2 separate regions of the Homo sapiens genome follow, and region 2 is linked to region 1. Evidence: chromatin loops called from intact Hi-C (ENCODE). Cell type or tissue: HCT116. All regions are shown on one strand.

Region 1 (4,000 bases):
GTCATGGTGATTGACTCCCCAGTATTCATCCCACCGCAGGTGATTTGTCTAAGCAGTCATGGTTAATCCCATTTCCCTTGCCGGTGAAGAGTTAGGAATGGCCTGTAACCTATTCTGGCCAATGAGAGATGAAGGAAAAGTCTACAGACGGCTTGAGTGCTTCTGGGAAAGGATTTATTGATTCTAAACAGAGAGAAAAGAAAGAGATGATGCCTCATCTCCCTGTGATTTTATGTTTGAGTATAGTGGCTAGAACTGCTCTATCCATCTTGGGACCATGAGGGAAACTAGCTTTGGGGGGTGCAGCTGATCTAGATGATGACAGAACAGATGGAAGAAACCTGAGCCCTTGATGACCTTCCTGAATTGCTGATTGTATTGTACTTGGTCTGCCTTACCTCTGAACTTCCAGTTCTGTGAGATAATACAGTTCCTCATTGTGTAAGTAGGCATGATCTGCGAATTTGTCATTTGCAGCCAGAAACATCCTGATGTGATACCTACTTTGTCCCAAGCAGATTCACGTCAGGTGGATTTGATATTATTTGGATAGGTTTCTTTTTGCTGGGGCTCTTCCCTCCCCATGTCTTCTGCCTTCATAAAGTGGATGCAGATTCTAACTGGCCAGGTCTTGTCTCTATCTTTTCTAAGGGGCTCTGCCTTAGACCAGGGATCTTCATAGGAAGCAGCAAGGAATCAAACAGCACTCATTGTCTCTTCCAGAGTCTTTTGGGTTGTTTGAATATCTGGTGGTGTGACTGCTACCATTTGTTGTTCATTCCTTCTTTTTCTGATTCTGATTCTGATTTCTTGCTTAGATCTTGGTCCTCACTTTTGTATATTTTGTGTCTCATGCCTGACCTCAAGATTGTTTGATAGATTTATTTTCTTCTCTTCTGCAACTCTTTCCCCTTATCTCCTTCATCCACTCCTTCCTCATCTTGTGACTTGATTTTGTGGCCAGTGGAGACTATTCTAAGCAGATGGGTATATGTTATTTGCCAGGAGCAATAGTGAGTTACATGAGTAATCATACATCTATTTGCTCTAGACTGGTAGAGTAAAAAGTAAGAGTAGTTCACCCCTTGGTCTTCTCATCTAGTACCTTTCACTCATGGCATAGAATAATAGAACTGGAAATGGTCTAGGAGTCAGAGCATTTGAGTCTTCATTATGGCCTAGCCATTTGCTACCTGAAATTTTGGGCAAGTCTCTTAAGTATATTTTTTCCTTAAAGTTTGTTGCTATTGTCTGTCTAATTTTTAAAATAGTATTATAGTGATTCAAATGAAATAATGAACCTGGCAAATGAGAAGGTTTTTTTAAAAAAACACTCAAACTTGGTTGGATTTTCTGTTTATTTTCAGTGAACTAATGTCAAAGTCTCTAAATTGTGTAGTTTGTTAGTCTCTTTGTAGAAAGGCAACGGAGTATGATGTGGGGCATAATAGTACAAGTAATTAGGGATTGAAATTTATATTTTAGTGTTAACTAGGCCTGAAAAAAAGAAAAAAGGCCACACGATATTAAAAATAAAGGTCAGGATGTTGATCTTGAGGCTTATTTCTAGTTCAACCAGAAATTCTGGTCAGCCGAATTAGGGGGAAAGAGAAACCAATAAAAGAAACACCCCCCTCTAGTGGCGAGGGGCCAGATTCTCCACTTGGTTGCTAAGATGGATGAGGGGAATGGATAACTTCTTAGGATATTTTTTGTTTCTTAAGAATTCTGAGGTTGTAGAGTTAGACTACTTAAGGGAGATCTTAGTTCAGGCTTTATTTGTCAGGAAACTTAACACATTTCTCAGGATAACTAGTATCTTGTCAGTCTCATGTGAAATTGGTTAAAAAATGTAGAGGCTACTGTTGTTGGAAGAGGTTCACAGTTTACTTTTATATAGGCCACATGGAGATCATGAAAATTAGGAGACATTTGTTGCTAAACTTCTTATTGGGTCTGAGATGATATAGTAGGTACCTTTATAATCCCATTCACAGGGGGATAAATATTTAAAGTTGTGGGTTATGCCATAGAGTAGTATTAATCTATGTTTGTACAAAATAGTGGCTGTGGATTTCCTAAGTTTTGATTTGAAATTTTTACTGGTGATCCTGAGAACCAAATGTTTAACTTGCATCTTGGGAATGATTTAATTGCTACCTATGGAAAGGCAGTGAAGTTAAGTATATTAAAATAACATCACCCATACTTTAGTGACTCAGGAGGAGCACCTAATGCTTTTTTTTTTTTTTTTTTTTTTTTTTTTTGAGGCAAGGCCTCACTCTATTGCCCAGGTTGGAGTGCCATGGTGCAGTTTCGGTTCACTGCAGCCTTGACCTCCTGGGCTCAAGCAGTCCTCCCACTTCAGCCTCCTGAGTAGCTGGGACTACAGGTGTGCACCACCACACCAGGCTAATTTTATTCATTTTTTGTAGAGATGAGGTCTCCCTGTGTTGCCCAGGCTGGTCGTGAACTGGGCTCAAGGGATTCTCCTACCTTGGCCTCTCAAAGTGTTGGGATTACAGGCATTAGCCACTGCACCTGGTGCACCTAATGCATTCTTGAAGGATGTTTCATCTTAAGGATATAAATCGTTAGTGATAATGATTGTAAGTGATTGTTACATTTGCAAATCTCAAAGTCCATTGAAGTTTTTACTGTTTCAACTTCTGTTTGGGAAAGATTATTTTACATTTGTTTAAAGATTTCTGAAGAGGCAAAATTTCAGAGAATAATATTTTTATAATACTCTGTTAGATCTAAGTTAAGACTGGAATGCCATTCAAATTCAATGGTTAAAAGGCATAAGAAAATAAATTCTTATATCAGACTGCATTATCAATATGCCATTTCCTTATTTTTAATGTCAAACTTCCTTGCCCTGAAGGAAAAAAATTGAAGCTTGCAGTTGACCAGCCATTCCATAACTTGGAGTATGTTTGGTGGCCTTTCTTATGAAATAGTAATGGAAAAATTCCATAGAAAATATAAACTCGTGTGTGGATGAAGTGAGATTATAGAGTTACGAAATTAATTTTTGTGCATAACTTGTGGAGCTGATAGCCTTAATTTATTATTGTACTTCATAAATATACTTTATTTCAGGAAAGAAGAACTAGGTCTGGCAGTAGATCAGAATCTACCTGTTGGGGAAAACCAGAAATAGGAAGAAGAGTTATTAATGGTTCATTCTTGGCTGAGAAGAATTCAGTATGGAATAATTAAGGTTAGTTTAGAGAAATAATATATGATTATGTTAAGGAGTTCACAAATATTATTGAAAGTAAACTGGTTAAAACTGATTTGTTAATGTAAATGGGGCCAATAAACCAATTAGATGATCTCGCTACTAAATTGATGTGATAATAGAGGATATCTGGAGGGAAGTAAAATAGATGATAAGGTTAGTGGTAATGAGACTTCATTAAATCCTAGTACTAAAGAGATACTGTGTACATTAGTGACAGCTTAATTCTATAAATAAAAGTTGATGTTAAGAATTGATATGGGGCCTGTGGTGACTCACACTTGTAATCCCAGAGACTTGGGAGTCTGAGGTGGGAGGATTGCTTGAGGCCAAGAGTTCCAGACCAGCCTGGGCAACATAGTGAGACCCCCCTCTCATTCACTCATAAATAAATACATAAATAGCAAGCCCAATGTGGTGGTGAGTGCCTGTATTCCCAGCTACTTAGAAGGCTGAGCCAGGAGGATCGCTGGAGCCCAGGAGTTTGAGGCTGCAGTGAGATATGATTGCCCCACTGTACTCTAGCCTGGGGGACAGAGCAAGACCCCATCTCTAAAATAATAATAACTGATACAATGTTGGCACTGCTGAAATTAGGCAGGTATTATTTGTGTAAAGAGTTGTAACAAAAGGACTTGATTAAAGAGCCCAGGCTCCAAACTCATTTGAAATTCCAGGTAAAGTATAAGAATAATAATTCATATTTGTATGGGACTTTATAATACTCTGAATGTTTTCATATACAAGATCTCC
Region 2 (4,000 bases), 510 kb after region 1:
CTCCTGGGAATGCAGCCCAGTAGGTCTCGGCCTTATTTTACCCAGCCCCTGTTCAAGATGGAGTCCCTCTGGTTCAAATGCCTCTGACAGTGGGGGTAGAGGGCAGGTATGCAAACTTCCACATTCACCTTGCATTTAGATGTTGCAGACCTATGGCACACTGCCAGAGGTGACTCCCAGAAGTGGTTTACAGGAGCCAGAAGCAAATCTCCAAGTCAGAGTGAGCCTGGGGGAAGACCTGAGGCTCTTGACATGTAATCACTGTAGCCCAGCACATCTGCACCACTGACAGGTCCCCTTTACATAGAGATCTCTACAGGTTGTATTATTCCCATTCTACAGAGGAGGAAAATGAACCACTGAGAGACACAGCAGCTAAACTCAGGTCACACAACTAGTTGACCCAGCCAAGACTCAGGCTAGGTTTCCTGATTCCATCCTCCAGCCCGCTTACCAGCACCTCTCATGGTTACTAAAGCAAGTGACTGTGAGAGTGAGAACCTGCTACATCTGTTGTGTCCCTTCTTCCCTAAGGGCATGTGCAGCTTCTATCAGAGTTGCTAGGAGCCACATCCGCAAAGAGCGTGGTCTTCATCACACATCACTCCAGAAGCAGTGGCTTTTCCACTCCAGGCAGAAAGCAATTTTTTCCTAGTGCCTTCCCAGAAGCAAAGTGGGTAATTAATTGCACTGAATAACACATTAAATGTACTAATAATTGGGTAGTCACAGCAAAATGATTACTTTGAAGAAATATTACCAACTCCCTGTTGTACTTAACATTTCTCCTTATTTATCATTACCATTTTAATCAATAATAGTCACAATACTAACAAATCCATCTTAATTTTAATTGTTTTCAATTTGATGTACCAGTACTTGAGTATTCTGAGCATACTTCATTATTTATATTAATTTAAGAACACTTAAAGGCAAATTACGTAGTTTGTACTTTCAAGTAGGTAGGTAATTATGACAAAGTTTCTCTAGATTCAGCATTTTCATGCATTGAGCAGTGTGAGGTGTCAGGTGTCTGCCCATTTCTGATAGGCTCAAGGGTCAGGGATGGAGAGGATAAAGGAAGACTCTCAAAGCCTCCACTTGAATTAGCATATTCTGGCCTTTTAAAAGAGGTTTGGGTCCCTGAAAGTATGATTAATAGCTCAATGGCTTTGCCTTTACTTATGTTGTCTAGCCTTGAATGCAGCATTCATCCATTCATTCACCATCGCCCAGGGCCAAATACTGCCCTAACACCAGAGACAGAAAGAGAGAGTGAGAAACTTACTGTGAGAAAGGCTGGCCATAGTCAACAGTTGGAATAGGTAAATAACATGTGACTGAAGGAATCGAGGAGTGCTTCTGGGAGGCAGAGGCGTTTTCCTTGGTCTGGAAGGGTGGGTAACATTTGTCAGGGAAGTGACGGAGTGGACTCCAGCTTTGATAGAAAGCCAGTTAGGAGGCTCTGGCAGAATGGGGGCTTTTCAAGGTGACACTGGAGCTAATGACAGAGAAAGTTCAGAAGGAAGAACCATGGCCAGTGTAAAATTGACCCTTGGATATGGCTTAGAGTGGATGATTGGGAGTTAGTGATGCCAGAACGGAGAAAGAGGGAAGCCAGGAGGAGGAAGCCAGGTGGAAGAGGTAAAAAGATGGGTTTCTTAGGAAATCACTAAGTTCTGAGGGCCATAGAGTAGCCAGGAGAGAAATCTAGCAGGTAAAGTGGAGAAGCTGGCTACAGCCCAGAGGAGTAGACAGCCCTGGAGAGAGGGTCTGGAAACCCTCTGGTAGAGAGTCCCATGGGTGAGAAGGGTGACAGTCACAGCTCTTGCCTCTGTGGGCTTCACTTCACAGGTATGTATAAACTGGCCACAGCCTCACAGATTTCAAGCCCCCTTGGAGGGCCCAGCCAAGAAAGTTTCTTCTCCCCTTCTCTGTCCAGCGCCAGCATAAAGGGCACATCTTTTTGAATCAAATTGTACTGAATTGAAATTGCACACCTGTGTTGTCAATGGCCCTGTTTTGTGAGGACATCCTGCTGCCTGAAGGGGAGGATGCAGGGGCTAACATGACTCAGAGAAGTCATGCTGATAATGTGGAGATTAACAGCAATGGATGGGTCTGTGTCTCCACTCTGCATGGCTGGGGTATCAAGGTCCTGGCACCAGCAATGATTTGCTAGGGTGTTGCAACTGGTGCTAATGATTTCTAGAAACCTAGAAGTTATAGGAGGGGAATTTAATGGGAAAGAGGCTCCACCTCCTGGTAATACTCAAAACCAACATTTCTTCAGCGCTTTACAGTTTATAAGCTTCTGTCAGCTTTTAAAATCTCATTTAATTCTCTATCTTGATCTGGGTGGTGGTTACCAGCTGCACATGTATGTTAAAAAAATCATTGAGCTTACAGTTAAGATTCTTGCACTTCAGTCTATGTTATACTGCCATTTAAATTGTGTAAATAAATACACGGATAAATAAATAACCTCTTATTTAATTCTTCTAACCATCCTATGAAGTTAGCAACTTTGTTATCCACAAGTGAAGGAACCTGAAGCTGAATGACTCACCCTGGATGCTGGGCTGATGAGTGAAGTGACTAAGCCAGAATGGACTGGCATGGATTCCTCTGGTGCAATTTGAATAACAGGGATTATAACATCAACAGGGCTTGGAAGGACTGAAGAGGGAGCAATCATGGTGCCAAAGGGCCCTTTGGAGGTCTGTGGGGATGAGATCTGCCGTCTCCACCTGGCCCTCCCTTTCCCTGGGACACAGGTTTGACTTGGGCAGATATCTTTCTAAGTGCACATTTTCTATTGAACCACAACTCAGGGACAGGGAAAGTTCCAGGAGTCTGCATCTCAGGAGTCCTCCACGTTGTTCCCCATTGGTCTCTCAAAGTCCCCTTGGAAATTTGCTCAAAATGAATAATACAAAGTAAAACCATCCTGGCGTTGTCAACAGGTTAGACTTCATACCTTCCTGTTCTTTCAAAAAGGAGCCGCTAACAAGCACCAGAATCTACCTGGCCCTTGGACTTCTGAAAGGGAATAGGAAGCCTGTCCTCCTTCCTGCCTGTGGAAAACAGTCTCTTAAAACAAACAAACAAAACGAAGACAATAGCCTGTGACAAGTAGAAGAACATGCAAAGTGGGAATCCCAAGCAGAATGTAACCAACTCCGCTGGGAGTGTCCAAGGAAGGCTTTACACACAAGGGGTGTGACTCGATTTATGCTTCTAAGCATAAATGAAAGTTTGGTGAGCGGAAAAGAGGAATATGCATTCCAGGCACCAGGAACAGCGTAAGCAAACACCCAGAGGCAAAAGCATATCAGATGAGGTTGGGGAGAAATCATGGGTACTCAGAAGGGCCCGGGAATCTGGTTCCTTTCTTTACATACAAGAACTCCATTAAGGTTACCCTTGTGCCTCACGGATTACAGAAGGGTTGGAGTAGAAGTGCCTCTGGTCTCAGTGGACCTTTAAAAAGGTTTGCAATTCAGATGTGGCAGCCTTTTGTTCTTGTCCTTATGTCCATGAACTCCACAGGACTCAGAAATTCTTAAGTTCAACCCCACAAAATGTTAACGATTTAGCTTTCTCTTGGCTAATCCAGTTTGCAGCCTCCCCATATTCCTCTGCTTAGCAAAGCCCATCCTTAGGAACCTGACCTCCTCCAAGTTTCCAGCCCATTCTCAACTTAAAAGGAGGCAGAGTTTGGATATAGTATTTTCCCTGTGCCAAATAGCATAGTAAATTCATGCTTAACATATTTGTGTGCAACATGCATTTGAAGAATCTTCCAGAAACATGTTCTAGAAACAAGAGACTGCCAATAGCCAGGCCCTGATTTGCCACGCCCTGGAGTGGAGCTTTCTAGTAGAGCCATTCATGCAGTTTCTGGTCCTACCTTTGATATTCAGAAACTTTTTTCTTTAGTACCTGAGAAAATTAATCCACTCCATTTCTCTCCAAGTTTCCAGCATCAAGATGGGAT

Evidence for each region. Hi-C counts contacts between places; a loop is a spot of excess contacts. Peaks named below come from ENCODE experiments on the same cell type or tissue, not always from the same donor. Only the 100,000 strongest peaks of a DNase experiment are listed, where the experiment ranks them.
Region 2: a loop joins it to region 1, with 2.1 times the contacts of the local background. A loop is called at or near these places in 4 of 110 quality-filtered maps.

Annotation. Positions count from the first base shown.
Region 1 is chr9:99,805,097-99,809,096 of GRCh38, reverse strand. It overlaps LOC101928438 (a long non-coding RNA gene), which reads left to right. Exons shown (of 7, transcript NR_109802.1): 2 at 3,106-3,226. Among named protein-coding and RNA genes, the nearest start is that of NR4A3, 15 kb to the left of the region's middle. In HCT116, a CTCF peak has its summit at 1,650 (motif pointing left); a DNase peak (open chromatin) is centred at 1,645.
Region 2 is chr9:99,298,001-99,302,000 of GRCh38, reverse strand. It overlaps LOC124902231 (a long non-coding RNA gene), which reads right to left. Exons shown (of 2, transcript XR_007061691.1): 1 at 3,946-4,000. Among named protein-coding and RNA genes, the nearest start is that of NAMA, 75 kb to the left of the region's middle. In HCT116, CTCF peaks have their summits at 2,065 and 2,269 (motif pointing left); a DNase peak (open chromatin) is centred at 2,257.